Linked DNA regions of Homo sapiens: all the other regions are linked to region 3. Evidence: chromatin loops called from intact Hi-C (ENCODE). Cell type or tissue: PC-9. All regions are shown on one strand.

Region 1 (8,000 bases), 230 kb after region 3:
GTATGAAAGGGTAAAAGAGCCTAATGTATGTAACCTTCTCTCCAATGGTTCAGAGAGAAAAATAAAATTTGATTCCAAGCGAGGAAAATACTAAAAATTGGTGCATTTAGAAGGGCATATGATAGCTCTTCTGTTCTTGCAACTTTTCAAAAGTTTAAAATAATTTCAAAATAAAACTTTTTTTAAAAGCTATGTAAAACATGCAAAGGTAAACTTACTGTCTTCTGTGGCTGAGATCTTTCCAGTTTGACCAAAAATGACATTAGCAGCTGATAAACAGTGCCTGGCCTCCATAAAGCATAGCTATTGGGGAAATAAACAACAGTGAATGCAACTATCACACAGCTTTATTTGCAACTGATACTTGCATAATTTCTTTTAATATGGGAAAAGGTATAAAATCAGATAAAAATACTACAAAGGAGGCCCTGTAGAGTTGCAGATCATTCAGAAGGTACAAAAGATATATTATCATATTATCTGGTTAAAATGTAACCTCAAAGGTTAAAATATTAATGCCCCCAAACTCTTAATAATAATCCACTCGGATTGAAAGACAACTGCCAACTGAAAGTTAGCTCTCCTTATACAATCAATAGATATACAGGAATGGCTGTCATCCTAGACTTAAACTGTCTCAAAAACTCCTTTAGGTTCAGTCTAAGTAGCCAAAATCCCATGCACAATAAATTCTTAGACTATTTACATTGTGTCAGAAGACTGAATATATATATATATATATATATATATATTTTTTTTTTTTTTTACGAGACAGGGGTCTCACTCTGGCCCAAGGCTGGAGTGCAGTGGCACAATCATAGTTCACTGCAGCCTCAACCTCCTGGTCTTAAGGGATCCTCCCACCTTTAGCCTCCAAGCCTGACTAATTCTGGGGTTTCTCTATGTTGCCTAAACAGGTCTCCAACTCCTGGCCTGAAGCAATGCTCCCACCTTGGCCTCCCAGGGTGCTGGGGTTATAGATGTAAGCCACCTTGCCCAGCCTGAGGATTTAATTTTTATTAGGTTTAGAGAGCCCCTTTACATCCTACTATACAAAGGCAAATAGGATAAACTCAGGTAAGAAGATATTCCTGTGTTCTAAAATCTTTAAACTTTACATACAATAAGGCTTCCCACCAAGTTTTAAAGTCAACAGACTTCTACAGATGAACCTTATGGAACTGCTTTACCAACACTCTTGAAGACTTCATAATTCAATTCCGGGCATGGCAAACTTCTCAAACAATTAGAGAAGATCTCCTTGTTAATAGAAACATTTTGTATTTGTCATGTAAGTCAAAGGACCACCCAGCAGAAGTTCAAAGTTAAAGTCCAACTTTTAGTTGGAAGCCACCCTCATTAAATAGAATGTCTACTTAATATTAGTAATACCTGAAAGGCTTTAAATGGTTGGCTATAACTTTAAAATTGCAGCATTAAATGTATCTTTCCATTATGGCAAATTCAGAAGCCATCTTGAGAATAGCTGGACACGTGTAGTATTAGCCCAGCAACATCTATAGATAAAAATGTGTTAAATCTTAAAAGCCAAAAGAAAGTTAGAGTTTATATAATGAAACTTTAATTATCTCTCTATAATCCAATCCCTTAACATTTATCGTCATTTCAGCTTTGTCCAGATTGGCTCCCTGTGAGCAACCACTGCTAGAACAGTGAGTGTCTTATGCCCTCTAGGTGGCTGGTAAATGTGGGACTTTAGCAGCTGCCAGGTAGGGATTCACCAAGTAGCAAAACCTCATCACTGGAATCAGATGAAGATGACAATGATATAAATGACAATTGCATTTTTAAAAACATGGTTCAAATCCCTCTTTTTGCAATACGACTTAGTTGGTTTTAACAAAAACTTAAAAAAGATTTTGGTAAAAAAATAAAAGTGCAGGGTGTGGGAGGTCTCATGAAAATTACTGCATGCTCCACATAAGTAATGCTTAACAACTTTAAATTTTAATCACACTTTAATATCTAGATATCTTAGTACTGCCAATTTCCATGGAGTTTTAAGTATAAATTAAAGTCACAGTGAATATGTAATTTTAAAGTTGCTAAACAGAATGAATAAGGGGCCTCCAACAGCTGTAAAAAAGATGTCACAAGCGGAGGCACTGGATAACACTTTGGATGAGGACAATGAAATGGATTCATGAGAATTAGTTAACTGAATGCTCTGATATATGCAGTAGCGTTACTTACACACTTGATCTTAGACCAAAGTCCTAGAAGCGATGCTGCAGTCACCACAGCCCTTTCTCTCCTGCTAATAGCTTTTCTGAATGAAATTCTGTGGGACAATACTTTAATCATCGGGCGCATTTACAGAACCAACGCTAACGAAATGCTCAAAAAGGATAAAGGCCCAAGGATAAGGCAGCGGGTTACCAGAGAGATGAAAGAAGGAACTCTGATAAGCAGAGAACTACCAAAATTTCAGAGAGGCTTGCGAATTCGAAATATAAATAAAAGTAATTTATATTGCTGAGATGTCTTATTAAGGATTAATAGGAAAATCTGGTTAGAAAAGGTGGTGTAAAATTATTTTAGCATTAAAAACTCTCAAGGATTAAAGGAATAAATGGGTCAATTAAGAGTACACCAACATGATGTGAGCAATGCTTTTTTAAATTTTTATGAGAAATTCTGATAAACAACTAAGAAGCTCAAAAACATTGTCCCTGTGTAACAATCCAAAAGAAGTATGGTATAAAGACCTAGAACTTTGGAACTCAGCAGACATATTTCCAACATTAAAAAATTATTACAGAGTTAATTCTGAAAAATAACTGAAATGCATCACATGCTTTTATCAAAGCCCACATTTAACAGTCAACTTCCTCAGTCAAATTCTCAGAGTTATGAGATTACCATTACGTAAAGATAAAGCTATATCTACAAGGTAAAATCTGCAATTTAAGGTAATATCTCACTAAAATGAGTTGAGATAGCGTGCCTATGTTAAAAAAAGAATTGGTCTTAGGTAACATGTAAAACAATGATAAAACTCGGTATTTTAAAACTCAAAATAATTCATACAACAAAAAGCTACAAAATTTTAGTACACGGGCAAACTGGGCTGCATTTTCGGCTTCAGTTGTACATCATAAAATACAAGCTACCTGTTTTTAAAAGATAGTATTTTCAAGGTACTACTGGTTCTATTTTTATACTCACTATTGGTACTCTGTTAGATAACTACTTCAAGAAGCTTACCTTATTGATGTAAAACTGTGACAAGGTAGCAGCATTGATAGCCCACTCTATAGGATGGTAGGCATTGTGCTCAAGCTGGCGTTTTAGTGTACTATGGCAATAGTGAGCAGCCTTCTCAAACATTTCCAGATGCTGGTAGACTTGAGCTAGGTAATATAGGTTATGAGTATAAACCTTTTCAAATCTGTAAAGAAAAAATAAACCAATATTTGTGTAATGGTTTACTTGTTTTTTTTTTTTCCTGAGACAGAGTCTCGCTCTGTTGCCCAGGCTGGAGTACAGTGGCACGATCTTGGCTCACTGCCTCCGCCTCCTGGGTTCAAGCAATTCTCCTGCCTCAGCCTCCCGAGTAGCTGGGATTACAGGCGCCTGCCACCATGCCTGGCTAATTTTTGTATTTTTGGTAGAGACGGGGTTTCACCATAATAGTCAGGCCAGTCTTGAACTCCTGACCTTGTGATCCACCCGCCTCAGCCTCCCAAAGTGCTGGGATTACAGGTGTAAGCCACCGTGTCCGGACCATGGTTTACGTTTTATAAGTAAATTTCATATATATTTATTTTGATTATCCCACCAACCCTTTGAGTTGGATTTGTTTATTGTATCTATTTGACAGATAAGGAAACTGAGTCTCAGGTTTGAACAAGGTCAAATAACAAGTAAGTGGTAAATGGAGGTTTTACTCCTGTCAGAATCCACATTCTATAACCTTTATAAGTGACTTTTTGAACAATCACTAATCTATGATATGTGGAAATATTTGCAAGGGCTGATTTCTATACCTACTCACCTTTTTGATCTCTCTTGTTCAGTAAGTTTCTCTTCTTCAGGAAGAAAACGCTCAGTAGGATCAAGAGGAGGACTCCCAACCTACAATTAAGAAAAACAAAAGCTCTTTAAAGTTTTAAACTGTAAACACCAAGTGCCCTCTTCTGGAGGACCTGGAGAAATCAACTTCTACAAGCCAAATACATTTCATTTTTTCCTAGTTCATTTTTATGTTACTCAAGAAGTAATTTTCTGTTTTTTAAATTTTTATTTATTTATTGAGACAGGGTCTCTGTCACCCAGGCTGGAGTGGAGTGGCACAATCTCGGCTTACTGTAACCTCCGTCTCCCGATCCTCCCACCTCAAGCAATCCTCCTACCTCAGCCTCCTGAGTAGCTGGAACCACAGGTGTGCACCACCAGTCCTGGCTAATTTTTATATTTTTTGTAGAGACAGGGTTTCGCTATGTTGCCCAGACTGGTCTTAAAACTCCTGGGCTCAAGCAATCCACCTGCCTTGGCCTCCCAAAGTGCTAGGATTATAGGCGTGAGCCACTGCACCCGCCTCAACAAGTAATTTTCTTAACCATAAAATCTGAGTCAAACAAATAAAAGATACCCTTTTATTTGTTTTAACCAAATGTCAAAAGTTCACATTTGACAAAATTTTACTGTTGTTGCAGTTAAACTGCAAATATGCAAAAAATCCACCAATCTGCTTTTAGACATATATAATTCTTGAAGTATTTTTTCTTTTTTTAATTCTTATTTATTTATTTAGAGATGGGGGTCTTGCTCTGTTGCCCAGGCTGGTCTTGAACTCCTAGCCTCCAGTGATCCTCCTGCCTCAGCCTCCCAAAGTGCTGAAACTACAGGCATGAGCTAAGGTGCCCAGCCTCTTTAAGTTTTTTTTTTTTTTTTTTTTTTTGGAGATGGAGTCTCGCTCTTTTGCCAGGCTGGAGTGCAGTGGTGCGATCTCGGCTCACTGCAACCTCCGCCTCCCGGGTTCAAGCGATTCACCTGCCTTAACCTCCTGGGTAGCTAGGATTACAGACACGTGCCACCACCCCCAGCTAATTTTTGTATTTTTAGTAGAGACGGGGTTTCTCCATGTTGGCCAGGATGGTCTCAATCTCTTGATCTCATGATCCGCCTGCCTCGGCCCCCGCAAAGTGCTGGGATTACAGGTGTAAGCCACCGTGCCCGACCCCTCTTTAAGTATTTCAAATGGCAATTTTGTCTGGTAAAAGGGCTCTTTTAAAAACATGCATAAGCAAAACAAATAGGAAAAATGTATATATTTCTACAGTAGTAGTATTCTAAACTGACCACTAATAAAAATCAAATGAGAGATTTTAATATTTATTCTAATATTTTTTTCTCAAGGAAATAACAAAAGTGTATTACCCCCTTTCAATACAGGGACATTAAAACCAGATTCCATTATTTATTGCCTTGGGCAAGTCACTTGATCTCTTGTGCTTCTGTTTAGTCATCTATAAAATAAGGGTAATAACAGTATCTATCTCATGAGGATTAAGTAATATTTATAAATCACTTACAACCCCCTCTTACGTCTTCCAAAACAGAACTACCTAACCTCTGCCTCATTCTACTTCTATGAGGATAGTCCCATCTAGAAACACACTCTTGCTTTTAACTGAATTCATTAAACTCAAAAAGGAACAACGTCTTTCATAAAAATATGATTTTACATTCTGGATGTAAACACTAAAAGCATCACAACGTGGGCTCCCAGGATTCACATAAAGTAAAAACAACTAAGACAGGAAGCAAGGCCCAAGGCAAACACAATAGATAAGTAATTCTTCAGAGAACTCTTCAACAATTCCGAGGGCTGCTTACCATGCTTACCCCTGTCTAGATGAGGGGAATTAATCAATATATTATTTTATGTACATACTTCACTGTTATGGCTTTCACACATCATACGTAATATTAATACAGTCAAATCAGTCTCTTAACTGAAACAGAGGTACAACTAAACACAAGGAATTTCACTATATGTGTTATGTTTCCATACAAATACTATTTTTAATGAAATACTATTGATGCTTAGTAACTTTTTTTTTTTTTTTTTTTGTAAAGACGGGTTCTTGCTTTGTTGCTCATGTTGGTCTTGAACTCCTGGCATCAAGCAATCTTCCCACCTCGGCCTCCCAAAGTGCTGGGATTATAAGTGTAAGTCACCGTGTTCAGCTTTTACATTTTATTTTACTTATTTTTGAGACAGGGTCTTATTTGGTTACCTAGGCTGGCGTGCAGTGGCAGGATCCTCGCTCACTGCTGCTTTGACCTCCTGGACTGCCCTCCCGGACTCAAGCCATCCTCCCACCTCAGCCCCCGAAGTAGCTGGGACCACAAGCACACGCCACCACACCCAGCTAATTTTTTTTTAGTTTTTGTAGAGACAGCGTATCACTATGTGGCCCAGGCTGATCTTTGAACCTCTAAGTCAGGCAATCCACCCACCTCAGCCTCCCAAAGTGCTGGGATTAAAGGCGTGAGCCACTGTGCCTGGCCTCAGACCTTACATTTTAAATTAACAATTTCACATATAAGACTGTGAGCCTAAAAGCAAGAAAGGGTAGACTAATATCTCTATTTGGTTTTGTGGCACTCTGCTCTTGTTAGTACTTCAGGAAGAAAGTTAAAATGCCAAGGTACGAGGCTGGGCATGGTGGCTTATGCCTGTAATCCCAGCACTTTGGGAGGCTGAGGTGGGCGGATCACTTGAGGTCAGGAGTTTGAGACCAGCCTGGCAACATGGTGAAACCCGGTCTCTATAAAAATACAAAAATTAGCTGGGAATGGTGGCGGGCACCTATAATCTCAGCCACTTGGGAGGCTGAGGCAGGAGAATTACTTGAACTCAAGAGGTGGAGGTTGCAGTGAGCCGAGATCACGCCACTGCACTCCAGCCTGGACAACAGAGCGAGACTCCATCTCAAAAAAAAAAAAAAGACAGAATCTTGCTCTGTCACCCAGGCTGGAGTACAGTGGTTCGATGATAGCTCACTGCAACCTCAAACTCCTGGGCTCAAGCGACCCTCCTGCCTCAATCTCCCAAGTAGCTAAAACTACAGTGTGTGCCACATCTGGCAAATTTTTTAATTTTTTGTAGTGATGAGGTCTTCCTGTGTTGCGCAGGCTGGTCTCAAACTCCTGGGCTCAAGTGATCCTCCAGCCTCAGCCTCCCAAAGTGCTGGGATTACAGGCATACCAAGCTTCTTATATCCTTTTGCAGTCAAGCATTCTGACGCATGAATTTAGCAAACATAATTTTGTATGTTTAGTCTCTTTTATGTGATATCTAATGTTATTTCAACTTTTTTAATGTTATAAAAGCACTTTATTAATGGATTTTTTTTTTTTTTGAGACAGGGTCTCACTGTCGCCCAGGCCGGAGTGCAGTGGCGTGATCTCAGTTCACTGCAGCCTCTGCCTCCCAGGTTCAAACGATTCTCCTGCCTCAGTCTCCTGAGTAGCTGGGACTACAGGCGTGCGCCACCATGCCTGCTGTTTTGTATTTTTAGTAGAGATGGGATTTCACCATGTTGCCCAAGCTGGTCTCGAATTCCTGATCTCAAGTGATCCACCTGCCTCGGCCTCCCAAAATGCTGGGATTACAGGCATGAGCCACCATGCTCAGCCGTATTAATGGATTTTTAAAGCAGATAGCTGTGACAAATAGTAATCCACAAGAAAATATTGTGCCTGATTATTTCCCTTTCATATTAAAAAAAAGTTTATTAAGGAAACAGATGGTAACACAGTGGCTTGTCACCTTTGCAGGCTGTGACCCCTAAAGTGAGAGTTTTCAATGTTGGCTCCCCAGACCCCTAAAAGTTCTACAGCATCTCTTTTGTGCTACTGCAGTGGGGAGGAGGAAGAATCTGTAGTGGAGTGGGCTCTGGGTCCTTCTAACCTGCTTAACCAGAGTAACTCAATCAATTTTTATATGCTGCATTTTCAGAAGGGTT
Region 2 (8,000 bases), 400 kb before region 3:
CCCAATATTAAGAGCATGTTTAAAGTACAATCTTGAGTGTTCCTTCCATCAGTAACTACTTATTGAGCACCTACTACATGCCAAGCACTGCGGTGGACCGCAGGACTAGAACAACAAAGAAGACAGACACGAGGCCAGATTTCATGGAGCTTCTCACCTGGTGGGAGGCAAGGGAGAGTCGTGAATAAACATCAAACAAGGACACAAAGAATGAGTTTCTCTGCATTGTGATGAGGAAGCAAAGACGCCAAGGGAGCATATGACCAGGAAGCTGACCTCGTCTGGGTGGTCACGGATGATTTGTCTTCACCTCTTTCTTCTTCCTGCTGATGGGAATGACAGCACGATGGCTGGAGCTTTGCAGCCATCTTGAACGATGAGGCACAGGTGCTGGATGAGGGGCCTGCATTCCTGATAACCTTGTGAAGGTACCTAAGCCCCCTCTGTATTCTCTACTCCTAACTTACAGGGAGAAAATGACTTTTATATTGTCTAAAGATGGTGTTGTTTTCACTGAACTGCTGAAGTGGAGTTAGTGTTGCACACACCGCCTCTTCATTAGACTGTAAGAACCTTGGGGGAAGATGGAGGGCAGCACCCAGCACAGGGCCTTCCTATAGAAGGGAGTCTCAGTGGCTATTTGTGGAATTCGCTGATTAAGCAGGAAGGAGTTGAGAGGAGACAGAAGAATCACTGGACAGACAAATCAAGGGACAAGAAGCTTGAACCATTTCTAGAGACGTCTGAGGACGGAGCCGAAAGAAGGTGAGACAGAGACTCAGCAGCCAAGGACAGGGCCTGATTGAACAAGTTAAAGGACTTGAACCCAGGGAGATAAGTGACTTCTGAAACAAGTACCTTAAGGTGTTGGAGGGCTCCTCAGGGACAGCTTGATGCTGACTGTGGCCTTGAGTGTAATGTCCAAGGAAGACCCAAGAAATGGGGAGCAGAGGGACCTGGGTTTAAATCCTGCCACTTAACAGCTGAGTGAGTTCAGGTAAGTTCCCTGCCTCTCTGAGTCTTAAGTTTATCAATACAACAACTTAAATAGATGGGATAATATGTGTGAAATCCTCTACACCCTGCCTGGTACATGGTAGGCACCCAATCAATTGTAATCGTGGCCATCAAGCTATCAGGTGCTATGGTTGATGGACTTAAGGTGACCCCATGATCCCAGCCTCCTGGTGTTCATGCGTTTCTGTGATCCCCTCCCCTGGTGAGTGGGACCTGTGACTGGCTTCCAACCAACAGAACACGGCAAAGGGGAGGGGATGTCCAGAGCTAGCTTTGGAGTCTCTCTCCGTTGCTGGCTGTGAAGAAACAAGTTGCAGTGAGTCCTATACCTGCAAGAAAGCGCAGCTTATTCTTTCTAGGAAGCTTGGAAGTGGACCCTTCCCAGTCGAGCCTCCAGATGAGAATCCAGCTCTGACTGGCACTGTTGGCAGCTCTGCAGAGGACCTGCTAAGCCATGCCCAGGAACTGTGAGATACTAAATGTGTGTTGTTTTAAGCTGCTAAGTTTTTGGTGACTTGTGACATGGCATAGAAAACAAATAGAGGTGCTATATCAAGAATATGTTATGGAATACATAAGGAATATAAAACTTCCCCTTTTCCTGCACGTCAACCCCAAGAGGGGGCATTATTTCCCCCATTTATAGAGAAAACTGAGGCTTAGCAGAGCAGCTAAATTCCCTGAGACCACGCAGCTCCTGGGGGAGGAGGAGCCAGAACACAGACCCCAGGGCCTGCTGTGAGCCAGGAGGAGCACCAATATCCCTGCTGCAGTGGTGGCAGCCTTACCCCGCAACGTGCTGTGCAGCGCGATGAAGCCTTTAGCGGGGTCTGCCCCGCCCAGTCCTCCACAGACCGCACCCCTCCCTGGTGCCTGGGACCCAGCTGCTTCTCACGGTTCTCTGGCACCTATCTGGTCCCTGAGGGCATTTCAGTTTCTAACTCCTGCATAACTAGGGCACTGGTAGTTAGATCCCAAGTAGATCCAGCCCTGGTTTCTCAAGGGCTTGGGAGCAAAAGGCAAGAGTCTAACTCCCCTGGAATAAGGCAGAGGCAAGGAGACAGCACATGCACCCCCTTCCTGAGCTGTGAGGCCACAATGAGTCACTCCCACAACATCCATGTGTCCCAGGGTCACTGCACCCTCTGCACCCTGGGCTGGGCCTGACCTGTCACTTGACTCCAAGGAAAAGCAAGTGCAGCAGAGGAGGGAGAGAGAAGCGCGAATGCCACAGTCTTGAGAGAAACCCTCCCCAGGCTTCTGGAGTGGGCAGCAGTTCCCACCTGGTGGGTCTTCAAGGAAGGCTGCTTCTTCATTTAAAGAGAGGCTGGGATACAGGCAGATGTCACAGGGAGCCTTGGGACCCCCGGCTCAGAGCTACATTTATACTATTGACCTAGGTTCTTTCATTCCTCCCTCCCTCCCTGCCTCCCTCCTTTCTTTCTTCCTTCCTTCTTCATCCCACACGTGCTGCGGGGTAGAGCTACCTGCACTTACAACTTGAGAATAATGTCCCTGAGTACACAGGTGACAGAGAAGTCACCAGGATCCAACCCAGTCAAGGCAGGAAGAATGGGCTCTGTTTTTGGGGTCCCCTCCTCCCTTTAGTTGGGCTAGTGCCTCATGCCTTCTCATGCAGTTTGCAGAGCAGTCCCCAAGTTTTGACAAAGGGCCAGGGCCCCTGTCTGGGACTGGGAATACAAAAAAGAGCTGAGCATGATCCCTGCCCTCAGAAACTCAGTCTGCCATGTGAGAGGGAAGGAGCCACAAACCCTGCTCCCCGGGGACAGGGCAGCTCCCACCTGGAGGAAGGCTGGCTCATGGCTCTGGAACTGGAACCCAGGCTGCATGTTTTAAAGCTGCCCAGATGAACTGGTGGTGTTGCTAGGTTGAGAACAACTATCACAGGAAAAGGAACACGCTGTTGGAGGCACTTGTGGTTGGCTTGTATGTTCCCTTGCTGACAGCGTCCAGATTTTAGCCACTTCATCAGAAGAAAGTGATTTCTCAGGATTAGCTGAGCTCAAAGCTGCAAAAAAGAAAAAACAAACACACCCCCTCATAGACTGACAAGCGTGCTCACACAGGCCCATGCCTCAGAGGCAGATGTCTTCACTGCATGATACTGGTAAGCAGACATATTGGGAAATTTTTCTATTTTTTTTTCCTCCCAGAATTTCGAAAGCAAATTGCATTTTACATTTTCTTGACTGAGGGCAGACAATTTTCACTAATGGGCCCTGTAGGAGGTGATCTGATACAAACCCTCATCCATGGCACACCGCTACACCCCAGGCACTGCATACACGTCTTCCAATTGCAGCTCAACACCGCCCTAGATGACACGTCATCCCCATTTCACAGATGAGGCACAGTAAGGAACTTGCCCAAAGCTACCAAATGGGGAGCCTGTCTGACTCGCCTGCTTCTTGCCTCCAGTGAAAAAGACAAGAGCTAGGCAATGGGCCCCATGTCACAAATATCACGTTCATTGAGGGGAACCACCTGGCGCCAGGCTCTGAGTAAGGACAGGCAAGTGTGAGGCGTTGGTGGGTGCTGCACTGGGTAAGGCTGGGCTAGACATAGCCACCCCCACCTAGAGAGAGTGCAGCCTTAAACAGTAAGCAAGCCCCTTCCACTAACATGATCACAGCAACCCTGGGCCACCAAGTCTAAAACTTCTCACTCTGTCTCCTAGGCTGAAAACTCAAATACTGGAAGGTCTGGTTCAAGACTAGACCCCGGCGACAAACCCTCTCCCTGGGGGTTCCACAGCCACCTTCCACCCTCCCTAGGGCTCCCAGATTCAGTTTGCTGGAGGCTGGCGAGGCAGGCTCCAGATCTGCTGCCTGCCAACTTTGTGGCCACATATAAATTCCTTTACTCTGGGAAAAAGGAAGGACATATATTTTTCTTTGCTTGGGAGAGGATGAAATGAAACAAAACTTATGAATGTTCCCGGCACTAGGCTCAACCCAGGACGAAACCACAGTGAATGAGAAATTATAATGGAATTGTGCATGCTCTCCACCAGAAACCTTTCCAAAATACAAGGTAATACCAAGCCTGGGCTGGCTGAGGTGAGCACTAACCGGGAGCAGGAGAGCAGATGAATCCATTTGTAGTATATTTGCAGGAGGGAGTTCCTGCTCCTGTCCAAAAATTCCACCAGGTGGCGCCATGAGACAACTTTCACAACCTTTCCAGTCTACACACCAAGGTGGTGGGGGTCCCTCAGGTCCCTGCAAAAGGGCATTGAGAGTTCATTACCCAGTTCAGAGCAAGAAAGCTGGGGTCTTGGTCTCTCCTCAAGGCTTTTCTTAACTTCCTTAATCCAGATGTTCATGAAAATGGGGTGTTACTGGACACATAAAAGGGAACAACACACATTGGGGCCTTTCAGAGGGTGGAGTATGAGAGGAGGGAGAGGATCAGGAAAAATAATGAGTGGGTACTAGGCTGAATACCCGGGTGATGAAATAATCTGTACAACAAACCCCCATGACACAAGTTTACCTATACAATAAACCTGCACATGTACCCCTGAACTGAAAAGTTAATTTTTTTTAAAAAAGAAAGAAAATGGGGTGTTAGAGGAAGTGGGGACAGCAACGTGTTGGACAATGACGTTGGCAATGCCAGGCCAGGCAGCAGCAAAGTCCATCAAGCGTCTACTAAGGGCAAGGCCCTCTGTGGTAGGTGTCGGTCTCAGAGCTGAAAGGGGCCTTCGTGGAAGTCTAGCCCAGCCTGTTTGTTTTTCCAGAATGAGGGAGGCCAGGCGGGGGTCACTCCCTGCCTGTCAGAGGTTGTGGGGAGTCCCTCTCAGCTCGTCTCAGGGTGCAGTGTGACCCAGGAGGCAGTGTTCAGGTGAGGCCACTGCGCCTTTTCAAGGAGCCAGATGAGGGCAGAAATTGCACCCTATCCAACTGCAAAGGAGACTGAGAAACCCTATAAGGTTGTGATATCTCCCCTTGGGCCCTGGAGAAAGGGAGACAGTTCTGTCAAGATCCCCACATTTCAGGGAAAAACCCCATGGGTTGGTTCAGGGTCAGAGCTGCAAGGCCCTGAGGGTCAACTGAGTCAATCCCCCATGGTACAGGTGAGCCCAAGACAGGGTCGACAACTCAAACACCAAAATACTGCAGGATGAAAATGCTCTTCATGTACTCATATAAAATGTGCCAAGATACACTGCTAAGTGAAAAATGCAAAAGGCAGAGAAAAACGTGTCAAATTTTTCTATTATTTGTATAAAAAAAGAAAAAATAGTATATTCATGTTTGCTCATATTTGCATAACTAAATTCTGGAAGTATTTAGAAGACACTAAGAACAGTAGTTATAGTGGAGTGGAGGAGGGATGGATGGATGGGGACAGAGGAGGGAGAAAGGCTTTTCTCTATATACATTTGTACATTATATCATCTGAACCACACGAATGCATTACTTTACAAAGAGTAAGACTTTTAAAATAGCTTGCTCAAGATCATACCATGTTTCCCGCAGTTGTGGGGTACTCTTACCCGCCAGGGAGTGAAATGATTTGGGGTGGTGCACAAGATGATTATAAGCAATTTACAAACACAGCACCGAATCGGATGGTGAGGAAGTCATTCCTCTTTGTTTCTCTTCAGTCCTCTGAATCCATCGAGGAGAATGTCTCAGTGAGGGGCCAGTGAGGCTTCTGCACCACTCCCAATCTTCATAAACTGACTTTTTTAACAAAGAAAGCAGGCATCAGGCTAAGGGCTTGGACAATGGCAGTGACTAGCTAAAATGGAATATCATTCGTTTTGTCCTGGATTCATTTGTACGAATACCTACTGTGAATGGCAAGTAGTATTGGCTTTCCATTTACAATAGTAATATGAAGCTTCCTTTTAAAAAATTAATTTAAGATGTGAGCTGCTGTTAAAAAAAAAAATGTTAAGTGAGTCCTAATACCATTTCTCTGTGAATACAGTAACATTGAGCACTAACTTGTGCCAGAAACGGCTAAGTGCTTCCCATGAATTAATGTACTTGATCCTCTCACTGTGGGAGGTGCAGATGAGGACACGGAGGTTTAGGGAGATGCTGGGTTGTGCCAAGGCCTCTGGTTAACAGAGCTGAAGCCGGGAATGGGAAGCAGGCATTCAGCCCCCAGCAGGGCCCCCGCCCACCAGAGGGACTGGAGCTGGCCGCTGGGCCAATGCAGACCAGCCCTGGCTCCCAGCCCTGTGCCCCACCTGCCTGGGCACTTGGGGCAGTGGCCCTCCAGCTTCATCTCAAGTAGCTCCAACCTTCTCCTTCCAAACTCTGAGTCCCTAAAGCCATTTGGTTTCAGCCCTGCCCCCAGCCTCAAACCAGAGGCTCAGAGGCACACACATACACCCCTCCATACACACCCCCTTTGTAATTCTTTGAAGCTCTCACTCTACCTGCTTCTTGAACTTTCTCTTGCTGCTCTTTTGGGCACTGGGTGGCAGCACCAGGCGGGGTAGGCTTGCTTGTCCTACTGGCTGGGCAGGCTGCAGGTTCTCTATCTAGTTTTGGCAGCAGAGCTCTGCTGCCTCCCTCCCCTGCCCCCACTTAACCCTTTGAGAGATCACTGGATTTGTCACTTTGCAATGAAAATATGCATTCGGGAATGCAGGGAAGAGAGCTAAATCTCCATGACTGTGACCCAGGACTGGGAAGCCACTGAGGCCACCCAGCTGGGCAGCTGCAGCCAGCACCCTTGCACCAACTTCTGTGCCCTCTGCCCCCACACAGCTGATCTCATGGGGCTGCAGGCAGGTCTTAGCAGGTAGTACAGCTGGGCATCTGTATCTGCAGGTTTCTAGGCGATGCTGATGCAGGTACGGCCAGAGGTAAAAGAGAGGAGTGGTCAAGAGCAAGGGCTGTAGGTCTCTGAATCCTAGCTCCACCCAGCTCGCTCTGGGTCCTACAGCAAGTTATAAACCCTCTGCCATGTCCTCTGTCGTGAAATAAAGATGACAGTGACAATATTTATGTCATAAGGTGCTAGTGACAATTAAATGACATAACGTGCTTAGCACAGGGCCAGGCACTCCATACACTCTCAACAAACAGCATCCAGTCCTGACATTCAACACCAGCAACAAGCCCCTCAGCTTTCAGGAGCACAGCGAAGTGGCTGTGTTTCTTCTCTAACAGCTGCGGGAGGGGCAACTCTGCTCTTAAAAGCCCAGCACCGCCCCAGCCAGGGATCCCAGGTGCCTTGGACAAGGCAGCCACTCTGGAGCCAAAGCTGCCAGTACAGAAGCTGTGGGCCATGGTGCAGCACCTGCAGAGGCAGCTCAGGGGCAGGCGCAGTCCCCCTCTCCACGGCCCTCTGCCCACCTCCTACCCACCATGCTTTCAGTGATCCCCTGAAAGGCTCTGAGAGGCGGGCAGGTCCCAGATCATCATCCCTTCACAGGGATGAGGAAACCAAGGCTCAAGAGGCTGAGTGAACTGTCCACAAAGAGCAGAGCCAGGCCTGCAAACAGGCCTCCTGTGCCACCCGGTGAGCCAGAGCGCAGGGGCGGCTTTCCTCCCCTGTCCTCAGGTTCAGGCATCCAAGTGGACAGACGCCTTGACCACTGCCTCAGGGCTTCCCCCTCAGACCCATGGAGCTAGAAAGGCCCCAGAGAGGGAGCCCAACATCCCCAGCCCTCACCTATGCTAAAAGGCCCCGTCACAGGGAGGCAGGAGCTGAGAGACAGCTGCTCGGGGGAACTGGCAAAACCAGAGTCACTGTTTCACCTGATCTCAGGCTTGGTGTCTCCTTCAGGGAGATGATGGTTTAGTCCCCACTTCCAGGACTAGCTGGAGGGTGGAGAGGGAGGGGCTTAGGGAGCCAAGGGCTTGGAATTTGTGGAGGGCACCAGGAGGGCAGCTGGTCCCCAGAGATTGAGCAGAACAGACAAGTCAGACCCCAGCAGTTCTACTCACCGGGTGGCCCCGCAGAGGCAGTGGAGGCCTAGTGGGATCTGAGCT
Region 3 (8,000 bases):
CCCAGTGCCTTCCAGTCTCCCTCAGGGGATAAGCCGGTGACCTTACAGTGACTGTGTGCACATCCTGTGCAATCTGCCCAGTCTGTCCTCTGCCTCTCACTTGAATGGCCTCCGACTCTCAGCCTTCACTCACCTCATCCGGACACCACTCGGCTATAGGGTTCCCCCAGTGCCCCCTCCCTGGACCCCTTCCCATCTCCAAGCCTGTAGGTGTCCTCTTTCCTTTGGCAGGGACTCCCTACCCTCGGGCCTCCACCTTGCTCCCTGGTTTGCATCACTGAGGTCCCGGCTCAAATGCCACCCCTCAGAGAGGCTTCCCTGACGCCTCATCCCACTCACAGTCACATCACTCTCTTTGTTTTTTGTTTTTTGTTTTTTTATCACGCTAACCACCACCTGAAATTATCTTAATAGCCTAGGCCTTCTGGGCCTCTCACCCACCTCCCCACTGAAAGTTCCAGGAGCACAGGAACTCCCCACTCCAAACCCAGTGCCAAGCCCAGGGGCCGGCACACAATGGGTGCTCAGTAAACACTTGTCGAATGGATGAATGAATGAATTTTTCATGTCCCTATGTTGCTTCTCCTAAATAGTGCAGTGCCCTTCCCGCCGAATTCACTCAGAGCTCGCTGAAATGAAACTCCCAAACAGTCCCTTCTCCCCTACCCTCAAAAAACCAGTCCAATTGAGTTACCGATGATGACACCAACTTCGCAGTAGGGGTCGTCATAGGCACAGGTCATCATGGTCCCCACGGTGTCATTGACCAGGGCCAGGATGTCCACGTCCATGTCCTGCCGAACACAAGGCCAGAGGGAATCAGCGGGTGGGAAGGAGGTGTTTCCCTCCCTCCTTCCCCACAGAGGCAGCAGGTAGTGAAGGTGGCTGCTGAGACATCCCTAGATCCTGCCTGCTGGGCCTGTCTGAAGGAGCAAGGCCTCATCAAGGTTCAGGGTCTAGGGGAGAGAAAGAGCCGACAGGAGCTGAAGAGGGGAGCCCATCCTCTTGCTTTGTGGGTGAAGGCCTCTGCAATGGAAATATGAGGGACAGGCCACCGGGACTCCAGCCCTTGTTTTTTGTTGTCGATGTTTTTTTTAATTTAAAAAATTTTATTTTTTAATCTGCAGATAGGGTCTCACTATGTTGCCCAGGCTAGAGTGTGATGGCTGTTCACAGGTACAAACATAGCACACCACAGCCTCAAACTCCTGGGCTCACGTGATCCTCCTGCCTCAGCCTCCTGAGTAGCTGAGACTACAGGCACACATCACACCCAGGTTTCAGCCTTTGTTTGTGAGATCCTGGGAAGACATTGAGGAAAGCATGTTTATCCAGTGGCATTTCCAGGAGAAAACACCAAAGTCCTCACCCACGGGGACAACTCAGCCAGCAGGCACAGACTCGGCCAAGTCTTCCCCATGTATGGCATGGTGACTTCCTGTCTGGATTTCCTGTTCTGCCAAGTCAGCTTGGGTTATTGCACCAACATCCCCCAAAGTTTGGAAGAACATTTTAAAGTAAAATGAGAGCCAGGCATGTGGCTTATGCCTATAGTCCCAGCTATGCAGGAGGCTGAGGTGGGAGGATCATTTGAGCCTAGGAATTCGAGGATGGAGTGCCAGGCACTGCCAGCCTGGGCAACACAGCAGGACCTCATCTCTAAAAAAAAAAAAAAAAAAGTAAAATGAAAACAATAAGGGAAAATGCAGGCTATAAAACAATAAGATCCCAGCTTTAAAGAAAAAAAGGCTGGAAGGCTATGCAGCAAACATGCCTCTTGCTGTCAGGGCAACAAGCAATTTGGGTTTGTGTACTTTCCAGCTCAGCAAGGAGCGAGTCTTGCTTTCGCAGTAGTTTAAATTATTGTAAAATACGTTCAACAAATAGGGATATTTAATGGACAGGGAGTGGACAGTGAAATAGAGAACCAGCCCAGAAAGAATATGGAACCAGCCCGGAAAGTATATGATCTTTTCAGCCTCAGAGAGGAGGGCGTGTGGGGCCTACACACAGCATCAGATCTAACCAAGACCTCCGGAGAGGGCTGTGGCTGCTGGGGAGGCCCAGGGATGAGCTGGCCACCTTTCAATAGGGATTGGTGCAAGCCCCGCCTACCAAGGCTCTGTGGGTTCATCCAAGTTGGCCACATCTGTACTACAGTGGGACCTTTTCTAAGATCAATTCCTTCTCTGATTCTCCCTCCATGCAGGCACCATATGTGACCCCCTCACCTCACCCCCAGCCCCACCAACCCAAGAGAAAGGAGCTAGGGCTGGGAGAGCCTCCCACACCGAGGTGAATTCCTCACCTTGTGTCTTCTCATGGCTTTGGTCAGACGGCTCACCACATCCGTGTCCTGAACTCCTCGTGCCTTAAACTTTTTTGTCCACGAAAGTAGGACACCCTGGGAGAAGATTTCAGGTCCAGTTTGAATGAAAGACGTGCTGAGATGTGCAACTGAGCCGCAGAAACTTCATGCCTACGTGCATCCCCCATGGCCTTCTCTTCTCTAAGCTGAATCACCCCAATTTTTTTAAAACATTGCTTCTGCAGCCTTTTCTAATAATTTAAAGGACTATTACTCTCATCTGAGTGGTTTGAAATATATGGTAGCAGAAGGAGTAATTATTGAAAAGTTAGAGCTCTTGGATTCATGAGACATTAGACAAGTCGTTTAACCTCTCTGAGCCTCAGTCTACTCCTCTGCAAAGTGGAAATGTCACCTCCCTACCTCTCTCAAAGGAATGCTCTAATGAAAATACCTGGTGTAGGCCGGGCGCGGTGGCTCACGCCTGTAATCCCAGCACTTTGGGAGGCCGAGGCGGGTGGATCATGAGGTCAGGAGATCGAGACCATCCTGGCTAACAAGGTGAAACCCCGTCTCTACTAAAAATACAAAAAATTAGCCGGGCGCGGTGGCGGGCGCCTGTAGTCCCAGCTACTCGGGAGGCTGAGGCAGGAGAATGGCGTGAACCCGGGAAGCGGAGCTTGCAGTGAGCCGAGATTGCGCCACTGCAGTCCGCAGTCCGGCCTGGGCGACAGAGCGAGACTCCGTCTCAAAAAAAAAAAAAAAAAAAGAAAATACCTGGTGTATTATACATGCAGAATGCATGGTTTGCCAGGTCCACAAAACAGAACTAACATGGTGTAACCTTGCAGGATTGTCTCAGGAACTTCATTTCAACTTAGAAAAATGATTCCCAACCAGGCAGAGTGGCCCGTACCTGTAGTCCCAGCTACTTGGGAGCCTGAGGCAGGTGGATCACTTGAGGCCAGGAGTTCCAGGCCTGCCTGGGCAACATAGCGAGACCTCGTCTCTTAATAAAGAGAAAGAAAGAAAAATGGTTCTCAATTTGCATTACCAATCATTGCTTACAAATGGTGTTTCCTGAGTTTCGTGTCTGAAATCGCAAATAATCATAGAATGTTTCAGACTGGAAGAGAACTTGGAAGTTAAAAGAGAATCGCCCAAGTCGTCTCAGTCAAGAGCAGCTGACCCAGGCTCACAAACTTCCTGACCGCACCTCCTCCATTTCCCTCAATTTATGGATTTAAAAACGCTGGGATTGAGAGAGGGAGGAAATTGCTCTGAATTTCACCGCGAGTGAAGGATAGAGCCCAAGCCGAATGCAGGTCTCTGACTCTGGACCAGCCCTCGGGCTTTTTTCCTGCACCACAGCGCCGCCGTGTGGCAGCTCTCCCTAACTTCTGCTCTCATAGGCTATGACAACATCCCTGTCTCCAGGGACAGAGCGGGGAGAGATGCACAGGCTGGCTTTCTTCAAAAATCCCTGTTGCAGGGAAGGTGGATGGGGGAAGTGAGGGATAAATGCTTGCGATAGAATGTTAAATTAAAAAGGCAATTACATACAACTGTACATTTTCTTTTTGTCTCAAATATTTGGTGACTAGAATCAACCATAGATTTGCTAAACTGTAGATACAGGATAACACTTGTATTTAATATAGGTATGAGTAAAAGAAAAACCCACAATTCTAGTGGTGGGAATATTTGAATATTGAGATGAGTGGTGATTTCTATTTTCTTCTTTAAACTTTTCCATTCCTTCTCTCTCTCTTTTTTTAAACCTTGAAAAAAGTATTACCATTTATTTTATTATCAGAAAACACACACACACACACACACACACACACACACACACACACAAAGAAATTTCTCTTTGGTTAAGACTTTCTGTTCCCTCAAAAACAAGAATAAAAAACCAAGTGACTTCCTTTAATTCTTATGCTCATGATGTTGGCTATGGGTTAAACATAATAAGAATTCTCACGCTCCTACCTTCTTTAATCATTTTCAGTTTCTCAAAGAAGCCCCCTAATCACACCTCCTCACACAGCCTTCCCCTTTCCATCCCTCTGCAGTCATGGAGCTGAACAGAGCCCATCTTCCCCAGGAGCCCTTATTCTAGTGTTACCGAACCCACTCCTGCAGCAGAGCCCTGCTTAAATAGCTTTGCCAGATGAGGCCACATTCAAATATTATCAGGAATGAGTTTTCTTGTGGTTGGAACTTTACTACTTAACTTTAGATTTTATTGAAAGGCAGTTTGCGAGGAAATTTTATAAAATATAAGTATATTTGACTAGACTGCGATGAGAAAAAAAGCATTTTTCCCTTCCTTGATACAATTTTTTTTTTTTTTTGAAACGAAGTTTCACTCTTGTTGCCCAGGCTGGAGTGCAGTGGCGCCATCTCAGCTCACTGCAACCTCCGCCTCCCAGGTTCAAGCAATTCTCCTGCCTCAGCCTCCCGAGTAGCTGGGATTACAGGCATGTGCCACCACGCCCGACTAATTTTGTGCTTTTAGTAGAGACGGGGTTTCTCCATGTTGGTCAGGCTGGTCTCGAACTCCCGACCTCAGGTGATCCACCCTCCTCGGCCTCCCAAAGTGCTGGGATTACAGGCATGAGCCACTGTGCCCGGCCTCTCCTTGATATAATTAAATGCCCTTCCTTAGTTTAAATTTTACCTGAAAAATCTTTATTGTAATATGACACTAAGTGGGTCAAAATGGGCCGGGCACAGTGGCTCACCACGCCTGCAATCCCAGCACTTTGGGAGGCTGAGGCGGGAGGATCTCCTGAAGTTGGGCATTCAAGACCAGCCTGGCCAACATGGTGAAACTCCGTCTCTACTGAAAATACAAAAATTAGTTGGGTGTGGTGGCAGGCACCTGTAATACCACCATTCGGGAGGCTGAGACAGGAGAATTGCCTGAACCTGGGAGACGGAGATTGTGGTGAGCCGAGATCACACCACTGCACTCCAGCCTGGGCGACAGAGCTCAAAAAAAAAAAAAAAAATCAAAATGCTTTCAGGCACCTGCTGCCATTTTAAATGAAGTTCTAAAGTGGTGTCTTTCTGGAAAGGCACTGTAGTTGGGGAGCTTATGAACTTGGGGTGGGCTACTCTTGGTTGTGTGGCTTTGTGCAAGTCTCTTAACCTCGCTGAGCTGCAGTGTTTCTCAAATATAGAATGAAGATAATCATATCTACCTCTTAGAATTGTTTGGGGGATTTAACAAGATAATGCGCATAAAGCATTTGGCACAGCGCGAGGTACAGTGTCAAAACCGGAGGCACGTGCTTTTATCATTATTATTGAGAAAGATGTTGGTGGGTATTCAACATAGATAAATGACAAAATCCTGGATGGATAAACCATCCGTTCACACCCTCCGCTGCCAAGCTATCAAGAAAGCATGTGCATTTAATTCTTAAAGTTGAATGAATTCTCACAGAGCTTGAGAATTTTCTTCCTTCTTCCTGGAGTCTCTGTTCCAGAGCTCTCTAATAAGAGCAGCTGGCACACTCTCACTCCACCACCTGCACTACAGGATCCAGCCAGGGCCCTGATTCCCAACCCCCTGACATACACATCTACTCACTCCTAGGACCTTTCTCTGCCAGCCAGCTCCACTTGGTCTCACCCAAACATTCCCTGGAAACTTTTTTGTTTGTTTTTTGTTTGCTTGTTGTTGTTTTTTGTTTGTTTGTTTGTTTCTGACAGAGTCTCGCGCTGTCACCCAGGCTGGAATGCAGTGGCGTGATCTCAGCTCACCACAACCTCCACCTTGTGGGTTCAAGTGATTCTCCTGCCTCAGCCTCCCGAGTAGCTGGGATTACAGGCGCCCGCCACCAGGCCCAGCTAATTTTTGTATTTTTAATAGAGATGGGGTTTCACCATGTTGGCCAGGCTGGTCTTGAACTCCTGATGTCAGGTGATCTGCCCCCCTCGGCCTCCCAAAGTGCTGGGATTACAGGCATGAACCACCGCATCTGGCTGCTTGTTTTAGAGATGGAGTCTCGCTTTGTGGCCTGCGCTGCTGGAGTGCAGTGGTGTGATCACAGCCCACTGCAGCCTGGACTCCCTGGCTCAAGCAATCCTCCCGCCTCAGCCTCCCAGGGTGCTGGGATTATAGGCAAAAGCCACCACGCCAGGCCCCTGGAACCTTCTTTATATTATTTTTCTCAGTCCTTTCTTTATAAAAGAATGAAAAAGTAAAACTCAGCCTGTCCCCTGTATAGATGATGGCAAATTCCCACGATGGAATCAAATAAATGATTGACACCTTTCAACTGTGAGATAGTTATCAAGCACCTATTAAATACAACACATTGTCAGAGACCTTGGCGGGGAAGGTCTGTGCCCTTGGCGGGCACTGCTTGCCCTCCAAAAACCTCTGTTGAATTTAGGGATAAGATACAAAAGCACAAAGAGACAAGTAATCCAGGGACAGTCACCACAGCCTAGCAGCTACTGTGTAAGGCCCAACCACAGTGTTGGATGCTTTACAAATGCTTTGCCTAAGCTTCACCTCAGCCCAACAAGCAGATGTTATTATCCCTGCTTTACAAATGAGAAAACAAGGTGGGACACAATGGCCCATGCCTGTAATCCCAACGCTTTGGGAGGCAGAGGCAGGCAGATTACTTAAACCCAGGAGTTTGAGACCAGCTTGGGCAATATAGTGAGACCTCATCTCTACAAAGAAAAAAATAAAAATAAATAAAATTTTCTCAAAGAGAAAACAAGAGGCTCATGAAATTAAGGAACTGGTCCAAGGGGACACAATTTGTCCTGAACCATGATTCAAAGCCATGTGTGTGGAACATGAAAGCTCATTCCCTTTCACTATTCCACACCAATAAGTGACTCAAGCCAACAATATCAAGCACATCCCAAGGAGGTCCATGTGACTGTCAACTGGGCATCATAACCAGGAGGGCCAGGAGGAGGAGATTGATCAGGGTCCCCAACCCAGACAGGAGTGGCCCGGGGAGACTAGACTCTTGACAGTAACTCCCCCAACCTGGCCCCAGAACGTCCCCTTATTTGCTGTCTTTATTCACATAAGATTGGGTTAGCTTCCTCCTGCTTACAGATTGAAAACTGAGACACACAGAGATGAGTTACCAGGAACCCCGGCCTAGCTGGTGACACAGTTCAGACTGTGTATCCCAGGCTCTGTGTCTGCTCCAGGACATTCTCACTCCTCCAGTGCCCCCATTCCTTTTTTTTTTTTTGAGACGGAGTCTTGCTCTGTCACCCAGGCTGGAGTGCAGTGGCACAATCTCGGCTCACTGCAAGCTCCGCCTCCCGGGTTCACGCCATTCTCCTGCCTCAGCCTCCCAAGTGGCTGGGACTACAGGCGCCCGGCACCACACCCAGCTAATTTTTTGCATTTTTAGTAGAGACGGGGTTTCACCATGTTAGCCAGGATGGTCTCGATCTCCTGACCTCATGATCCGCCCGCCTCGGCCTCCCAAAGTGCTGGGATTATAGGCGTGAGCCACCGCGCCTGGTCCTCCAGTGCCCCCATTCTAATCCTCCTCCTGAGGGCTCACTACAGGGAGAGACTCCCCAGCCTTCCCATGTTTCTTCTAGTTGGCTATGTCAGTGGTCCTAAGTGCAGGCCTCAGGCAGCATCACATCTGCCAGGAACCTGTCAGGGAGGCGAATTTAGGGCCTCCTTGCA

What was found. Hi-C counts contacts between places; a loop is a spot of excess contacts. Peaks named below come from ENCODE experiments on the same cell type or tissue, not always from the same donor. Only the 100,000 strongest peaks of a DNase experiment are listed, where the experiment ranks them.
Region 1: a loop joins it to region 3, with 6 times the contacts of the local background. A loop is called at or near these places in 13 of 110 quality-filtered maps.
Region 2: it touches region 3 in a loop (12-fold over the local background); 35 of 110 quality-filtered maps call a loop at or near these places.

What each region holds. Positions count from the first base shown.
Region 1 is chr10:69,001,144-69,009,143 of GRCh38, reverse strand. KIFBP (kinesin family binding protein) reads right to left here. Exons shown (of 7, transcript NM_015634.4): 3 at 4,019-4,098; 4 at 3,229-3,412; 5 at 219-303. Among named protein-coding and RNA genes, the nearest start is that of KIFBP, 16 kb to the right of the region's middle. In PC-9, CTCF peaks have their summits at 3,944 and 4,151 (motif pointing left); a DNase peak (open chromatin) is centred at 4,133.
Region 2 is chr10:69,635,604-69,643,603 of GRCh38, reverse strand. No RefSeq gene overlaps it. Among named protein-coding and RNA genes, the nearest start is that of FAM241B, 9.4 kb to the right of the region's middle. In PC-9, CTCF peaks have their summits at 4,220 (motif pointing right) and 6,460 (motif pointing right); DNase peaks (open chromatin) are centred at 2,033 and 4,153; H3K27me3 peaks cover 433 bases.
Region 3 is chr10:69,233,446-69,241,445 of GRCh38, reverse strand. HKDC1 (hexokinase domain containing 1) reads right to left here. Exons shown (of 18, transcript NM_025130.4): 5 at 2,309-2,404; 6 at 695-794. Among named protein-coding and RNA genes, the nearest start is that of HKDC1, 17 kb to the right of the region's middle. In PC-9, CTCF peaks have their summits at 3,470 and 3,677; a DNase peak (open chromatin) is centred at 3,695; H3K4me3 peaks cover 3,194 bases; H3K27ac peaks cover 3,110 bases.